Linked DNA regions of Homo sapiens: all the other regions are linked to region 1. The links are chromatin loops, found by intact Hi-C in ENCODE. Cell type or tissue: IMR-90. All regions are shown on one strand.

What was found. Peaks named below come from ENCODE experiments on the same cell type or tissue, not always from the same donor. Only the 100,000 strongest peaks of a DNase experiment are listed, where the experiment ranks them.
Region 2: it touches region 1 in a loop (15-fold over the local background); 38 of 110 quality-filtered maps call a loop at or near these places.
Region 3: a loop joins it to region 1, with 11 times the contacts of the local background. A loop is called at or near these places in 16 of 110 quality-filtered maps.

What each region holds. Positions count from the first base shown.
Region 1 is chrX:16,122,106-16,124,605 of GRCh38, reverse strand. It overlaps GRPR (gastrin releasing peptide receptor), which reads right to left and starts at 1,041. Exons shown (of 3, transcript NM_005314.3): 1 at 240-1,041. The coding sequence starts at 652. RefSeq lists an enhancer at 1,046-1,340. In IMR-90, a CTCF peak has its summit at 1,214 (motif pointing left); a DNase peak (open chromatin) is centred at 1,155; H3K4me3 peaks cover 163 bases.
Region 2 is chrX:16,669,718-16,672,217 of GRCh38, reverse strand. It overlaps CTPS2 (CTP synthase 2), which reads left to right. Exons shown (of 19, transcript NM_175859.3): 11 at 1,544-1,638. Among named protein-coding and RNA genes, the nearest start is that of S100G, 21 kb to the right of the region's middle. In IMR-90, a CTCF peak has its summit at 1,004; a DNase peak (open chromatin) is centred at 1,017.
Region 3 is chrX:16,694,060-16,696,559 of GRCh38, reverse strand. The region is part of intron 4 of CTPS2 (CTP synthase 2); the gene reads left to right. Among named protein-coding and RNA genes, the nearest start is that of CTPS2, 17 kb to the left of the region's middle. In IMR-90, a CTCF peak has its summit at 1,277 (motif pointing right); a DNase peak (open chromatin) is centred at 1,299.

The sequences.
Region 1 (2,500 bases):
TCTGCTTAGAGATTTTTTTTTTCTCATCTGTCTCCTTCTGTCCCCATCATTCACTTTTCTTTCTTAAACCAATATGTTACACTCAAGAAGTCATACCCAGAATAAAAACCTGCCTGGAAGGGAATCCGTGTTTGAGTAAAACTTCCCTTGTGCAATCAGCTCCCTGTCCCGACATGGTAGTTCATTTACCCAGGCGTCTATCACCCTTGGAGAGCATGTAACTTTCAGCCTGTACTTACCTGTCTGCCGAGAGCGCCGTGAGTGTGAAGACAGACACCCCAACAGAGGTAAGCTGTATAAAGGGGATCAGTTTGCAGCCAATCCTGCCAAATAGCCATCTGTCAGCCAGGTACCTGCTGGCATCCACTGGAGCACACGTTATTAGGAGGAGCAGGTCTCCCAAAGCCAGACTGGAAATGAACAGGTTTGGAACGTTTCGCATGGACTTGACTGTACAGAAGATCTTGATCAAAGTGATGTTGCCAATGAGGCCTATCAGAATGATAACCCCATAAACTGCAGGGATGACATAGAGGATCCCCGGGTGGGACCAGTCATCGTTCACGGGGAGATCCGCACTGTGACTGGAGATGTTGCAGTGCATGAAATGGTCCACCTCCAAGTTCAGAAGGAAACAGTCATTTAGAGCCATCTCTAGATTTTTTTTCCCACCTAAAAGTTCCCTTAGATGCTATTTCTTAACTATTGATTTTGCAACCGAGTGAAGATGAAGATAAGATCTATGCCGGGCTCTTTGCCTTCTTTAATAAAAATACTCTGAGTACATATATACTAACTATGGTATTCAAAACTCTCTGTCACTATTTTGACACTGGTGCTGCTCTGGCTTTCACATGACCAGTGCAATACAACTCTAAATTCAATAAGTTAACAACAACAAAACTTAGCCACAAAAAGGCTTAGAATTAAACCCACTCTGCATCAGTTCTTTCTACCTCCATTCTAGTCTGAGTCTCCCTGGCTGCAGTTTACTAAGAACTTTTGGCCTGCTATTTTCCCACAGCGTCTTTCCTGATATTTAGAATCTGGAGGTTTAAAGTGGGTAGAAAAAAACTGCACTGAGAAATCCTCAAATCCTATAGGCAGGATGCTTTGCACGTCACGGGCTTCACCAGCAAACGGCAGCTCCGCTGAGCTGAGGCTCTGAAGAGGAACCAGTGTTACTTATAGACAGAGAATGCCAGCCCCCTGCTGGACACTTCAATCACTGCCCAGTTGCCTGCTTTCTCCAGATGAGAAGCAACCAGCCGACTGCAGTTCCTACCTAGCTTAACAGATACCTTTGGCTTCTCATGTAAGCACATAGCACCTAGGGTAGGTATTTAATAAATGTTGCTAGCATTCTGCAAAGGCACTGAAAATCTTTCTGATACTATCCCCATGAATCCAGATGGGGATTTACATCCCATTTTCTCATTTTTTCTAATTCATTAGAATGACATGTCAATATTGCTATCAAATGAGGTCTGTCTTTGAATTAAACGCACACTGATGCACAGGGTGTCCATGTGTGAGTTATCCCACTCAGTCTTCCCACTGCCTCTTTGAACAGGGACTGATCCTCAGAAACACATGCACAGACTCACACCTTAAACCTTCAGCAACTGACATCTGGAAAAGCCAGAAGCACAATGCACACATGTTCTTTCCTGTAGATTTGCCAAGCCATTCCTATTCTGTTTACCAGGGAGAAATTAAATTGGGAACCAGCTGTATTCTTAACTCTCAATGATCAATAGTCTTTTCCAGAAAAATGGGTCTTTTCTCATCTGATCTAAAAATTTTATGAATCGGCATTTTGATGCAGCTATTTGCATTTTTAATTGAATGTTTGCCATGTTTTATAGCAAATATCCTCTTTATAGCCCTGTGTGGAAAATAAAGAACTATAAAAGCGTGATAGATACAATACTGAGGAATTGAGTGGGTGGTAAAAGAAGTAAGTTATCGTTGAAGGAGTGCTAGAAAAAGCTTAATTGAGGAAGTGCTATTAGAATCAGGCTTAGACCTTTAGCCAACAACTTCTAAATACATTATTAGAGTGCATCTTTATGACGTATGTGAAGCCAGCTCCTCCAGGTACATGACGTGAAGCCAGTCACTAACAGGTGAAGTCTCATTTTTCAGAACCCATAAGGAATAACAAAACTTGCACTTACCATGCCAGGGCCCACAAAGAAAGCCCCCAACTGTGTTGTTATGGACATTTCCAGTGGCAGGTTCCAACACTGAGGCTGCTGCCATGCTTTCTATGTAAATATGAAAGGCTCAGCGCCCCTCTCTGCCAGCAGGAGGGAGACTGATGCTGCATGGCTAGAGGTGGAAGAGCTTCTCGGCAGAGATCAGTAGCACCAGTAACCAGCCAATAGCCATGAGCCCAGTGGTGTTGATTAGTTGCCAGCAATATAGCTTAATGATACAGTACACAGGCTCTGCTTCAATCCTGGCTCCCTCATTTATAATTATGGCAAGTTACTTA
Region 2 (2,500 bases), 550 kb before region 1:
GTTCTGTCACCCATAGCTATCAGCAAAGAGTGCAAGGCAGAATAATCCAAAGAGAATAGCAATTAACATCCCATAGTGCCAAACCTATTCTTAGCAGAGAGGGACTTTACTGAGAGAGGCCTCTAACCCCCTAAACCTTAGGAAGGACTCTAACCTTCCTAAGTTGTGCCTCCAACCCAAGGTCATTCAAGCATCCTTGCCTTTTATTGAGAGGAGCCTTTAACTCTCTCTGTTTTAGGAGAGACTCTAAGTTGGGCCTCTAACCCAATCCCATCCTTTACCTGGGTATATGCACCCCATTTACCCAAAGTCAGCCAATTGGTGCACACAGACGATTTTCCTTTGGGTCTGGGGTCTCTTCAGTATTGTTCTTTCCGTGTTTCACTAGAAAGATGTTACTGGAGGCTGGGCATGGTGGCTCACGCCTGTAATCCCAGCACTTTGGGAGGCTGAGGCGGTCTTATTGCCTGAGCTCAGGAGTTCGAGGCCAGCCTGGGTAACATGGTGAAACCCCATCTCTACTAAAATACAAAACATTAGCTGGGCGTGGTGGCGTGTGCTTGTAATCCCAGCTACTCGGGAGGCTGAGGCAGGAGAATTGCTGGAACCCGGGAGGTGGAGGTTGGAGAGGGCCGAGATCGCGCCACTGCACTCCAGGCAGGGTGACAAGAGCAAGACTCTGTCTCAAAAAAAAAAAAAAAAAAAAAAAAAAGAAAAATGTTACTGGACCCCACCACGTACTCAGTATTGTCCCTTCTGTGGTCGCTAGAAAGATGTTACCAGAAACGGGTCCCAATCCAGACCCCAAGAGAGGGTTCTTGGATCTTGCTCAAGAAAGAATTCAGGGTGAGTCCATAGAGTAAAGTGAAAGCAAGTTTATTAGGAAAGTAAGGACATAAAGAATAGCTGCTCCATTGACAGAGCAGCCCTTTCTCTCTTGATGATATTTTCCACATGTCTTAGATTTTAGGTTTTATTTTGTAAGTAATTGACAGAACTCTTGGGGGCAGCATTGCATCATGAGGTTAGCATGATCCTCCTGGGTTTTCTGTTGAACTGTGTTGCTGTTGTGTTTGCCTAGGTCTGTGAAGTCTTCTAGCCAAGAAATTTTCATTTGCCACTACTTAATTAGCATTTGAAATCTTAGGCTGATTTTTCCAATTTAACTCTTTCTGATGATGTCAGAGATCTTAACATTTTTATAATAGTGTTTTGAAAGAACCTTAACCTATTTTCATTCAGTTTCTTTTCCCAGTGGCATTCTTAATTGAATTGGGTTTCTCAGTTAGTATGCTCTGATGCCACAAAGACTTATCGTAAAATATATATTGAGGTCAGTTGTGAGAAATTGTCACAATTTCTTCATAACATTGGGAAGATTTCAGAAAAAAAGTTCAGGGTGTGAAGTCATATAATTGGTTCTGAAAATAGAGCTTGAGCATAGTCACTAGTGATTGGACCAAGCATTGCACGAATGGCTGAATACACTAGTTTAAAAAAAAAATGGATAGTCAAGTTTACCCTCATTTTGTATTGATTTCAGTGGTATTCTTGTGCCTGGAGGCTTTGGAATCAGAGGAACATTGGGAAAACTCCAGGCGATTTCTTGGGCAAGGACAAAGAAGATTCCTTTTCTGGGTAAAACTCATGTTTATTGACCCTAACTATGAGTTTATTAGATTTTTGACACCTAGGAGGGGTAACACTAAAGGTTTGTTATCGTAAAGGTGTGAACTCGGATTTGAAAGTTCAGGTGCCAAATAGTCTGCTATAGGGTCAACAAACTATATTCTAAATTTGGCCCACAGCCTGTTTTTATGAATAAAGCTTTATTGGAACACAGCCACACCAATTTGTTTACATATTGTCTATGGCTGCTTTTGTGGTCCAACGTCAGAGTTTCAGACCCTACGGCCTAGAAGCTTTACTATCTGAAAGAGGCTAGAATCTTTACTATGTGACCCTTTACAGAAAACGTTTCTCATCCTAGGAGAACTTGCTGCTATTCCAGCTGGGTAGCAGAGGCTGGGAGAAGGCTCCATCTGCAACTGTGCTTACCTTCTCCAATTCCCACCTCAGTCTCCAGAGTAGCTGGGACTACAGGTACACACCACTGTGCCTGGCTAATTTTTGTGTGTGTGTGTGTTTTTTTTTTTTTAAGAGATGGAGTCTTGCTATGTTGCCCAGCCTGGCCTCAAACTCCTGGGCTCAAGCAATCTGCCCACTTCAGACTCCCAAAGTGTGGGGATTACAGGCTTGAGCCCCCGTGCCCGGCCGAGTTGAGCCTTTTTAATGCTTTTTTTTCAAATTGCGAAGTACGGCTTCTGTACCAGGGAAACCAGAGGAAATGGGACCTTGATGCGGGAGAGGCAGCCCTGTAGCTGGGGACTCAGGCAGGAGGGGGAGTGCAGAGAGGCTGTGTTTCCCACTGTGCAGTGGATGGCTGGGTGGGTTTATGAGCCCATTGGACAGGCTTTTAGTGCCAGCAGACCATTTATTT
Region 3 (2,500 bases), 570 kb before region 1:
CAAATTTTTAATTTTATTTCTTATTCTACCCTTGAATTGACTTGTCTTCACAATGATTAATTTAGCACTTAATATGTACTAGCCCTGATGATAGCTGCTAAGGATGTGAGGTTGAGTGTGATCTGACTCCTGCTCTCCAGGAGCTCATTGGCTGGATTTTAAATTTCATGGAAACAGGGAAACTGACAAACAGAACCCCTTCTCCGTTATAACCCTGATGTTTATATTTGCTTATTGGATACTAGTGGTCAACCATCCTCTTTGGTTGATTGTAAGTTGTGTTCAACAGTTGTGTCTGTGCACCATTTAAGCTTTTGAAGAAGGACTGCCAAAGCTGATTTTTAGTTTTAATCATAGAGGAGCTGTTGAAATGTCTTCAAAGCCATTTTTATGAGTGAGACCTCAACTTCTCATACCAGTGGAGCTGACAGGTTTTATTTATATTAGTACGAGTTATCTTGGCATGAACCTGAAATAATTTATGCTTGTCTTAAAGGAATAACAGTTTTCTTTCTTCTTGTTTATTTTCCAAAAAAGAAGACTCAGCCAAGTGTGGTGGTGCAGGTCTGTAGTCCCAGCTACTTGGGAGGCTGAGGCAGGAGGATCATTTATACCCAGGAGTTTGAGGCCGCAGTGAGCCATGATCTCACTACTGCACTCCAGCCTGGGTGGCAGAGCGAGACTCTGTCTTTAAAAAAAATTTAAAAAGGGCCGGGTGTGGTGGCTCACGCCTGTAATCCCAGCACTTTGGGAGGCTGAGGCGGGTGGATCACGAGGTCAGGAGATCGAGGCCATCCTGTCTAACACGGTGAAACCCCGTCTCTACTAAAAATACAAAAAATTAGCCGGGCGTGGTGGTGGGCGCCTATAGTCCCAGCTACTCAGGAGGCTGAGGCAGGAGAATGGCGTGCACCCAGGAGGCGGAGCTTGCAGTGAGCCGACATCGCGCCATTGCACTCCAGCCTGGGCAACAGAGCGAGACTCCATCTCAAAAATAAATAAATAAATAAATAAAAATAAAAAAAGAAAAAGAAAAAAGACTTTCATTAAAGACAAAGGCAAAAACAACTTTGCACATCTCATAAATTTGCTGCTGCTTCCATTTCAGCATAAAGTATTGTTATAGGTGATATTTTCCCTTTTATCTGGGGCAACAGTTAACTTCAAACTATTCCAGTAGTAATATTGAAGGTTTCTGAACACGATAATGTGGGTGACCTAGAGGTATGGTAATGGGAACTTCTGAATTAGCAGGGAGACTGTAGTACCGCTGCTGACCACGTGAGGGCAGAAGCTGATAATGTTTGAAGTTGGCCTCCTTTTGGCATTCACTATTATTGACCCCCCAGAGAATCCCCATCAAAACACAAGATGGAAGCACACGGTTTAGTTTAAGTGCAGACCTCTGGTTTTCCTTAGAAAAAATAAATGATTTTCAAAAATTAGATTTTGGTGCCTTGTATTTAGTGGGTACTTACACTCACTTCACCCCTGCCAAGTTCCTGATTGCATGTGATGTTTTCATTTCGTTGAGTTGTTGTTGTTGTTGTTGTTGTTTTTTAAAGAGACAGTGTCTTACTCTGTTCCCTAGGCTGGAGTGCAGTGGTATGATCATGACTCACTGCAGCCTGGACTTCTCCAGGCTCAAGCGATCCTCCCACCTCAGCCTCCTGAGTGGCTGGGACCATAGGCGCCGTGCCGCCATGCCCAGCTAATTTTTTATGTTTTTGTGGAGGCAAGGTCTCACTTTGTTGCCCATGCTGGTCTCAAACTCCTGTGCTCAAGTGATACACCTGCCTCCCAAAGTGTTGGGATTACAGGTGTGAGCCACTGCACCCAGCCCTGGCTTTGGTTCTGCTGTAATTTTGGTAACAGGTACTAGAACACTGTTCCTTAGGGCTTATATTGAATTTCAGGACCTTTCTGTCCTGGCCCGACTACTAAACTAAACCTCCAGTGCTGCATGCAGGGTACTGGGCTCATGCCCTCATGGGGCTTACAGTCTAGTGGGGTAGAGAGCCAGGAAACAAAGACGGAAATGAAATAGAGGCAACTTGTGCTGAATTCCTAGGATGGGTACAGTGCTGTGACAAGGGCTAGTGGGATATAGGCTGCTTTAGGTGGGGGGTCAGAGTCTGCCCTCCAAGGAGGGTCAGAGTCCGCCCTCCAAGGAGGATGCATCTCTCTTGGACTGGAGGATAAAGAGGTTGCTGTAGATGAAGAAGGAGGGTAGGAGGGCTTAAGGAGCAGGAAGGAAGAGCATGGAGTACCCAAGAGGCCAGCGGGGAGGGGACCAGATGGCATTGGAGACTCAGTGCAAGGGCCAGGTCCTGAGAGCCTTTTGTTGGCTGCATTAAGGAGATTTGATGCTAGTTTTTTGTTTTTGTTTTTGTTTTGAGATGGAGTCTCGCTCTGTCGCCCAGGCTGGAGTGCAACGGTGTGATCTCGACTCACTGCAACCTCTGCCTCCTGGGTTCAAGCGATTCTCCTGCCTCAGCCT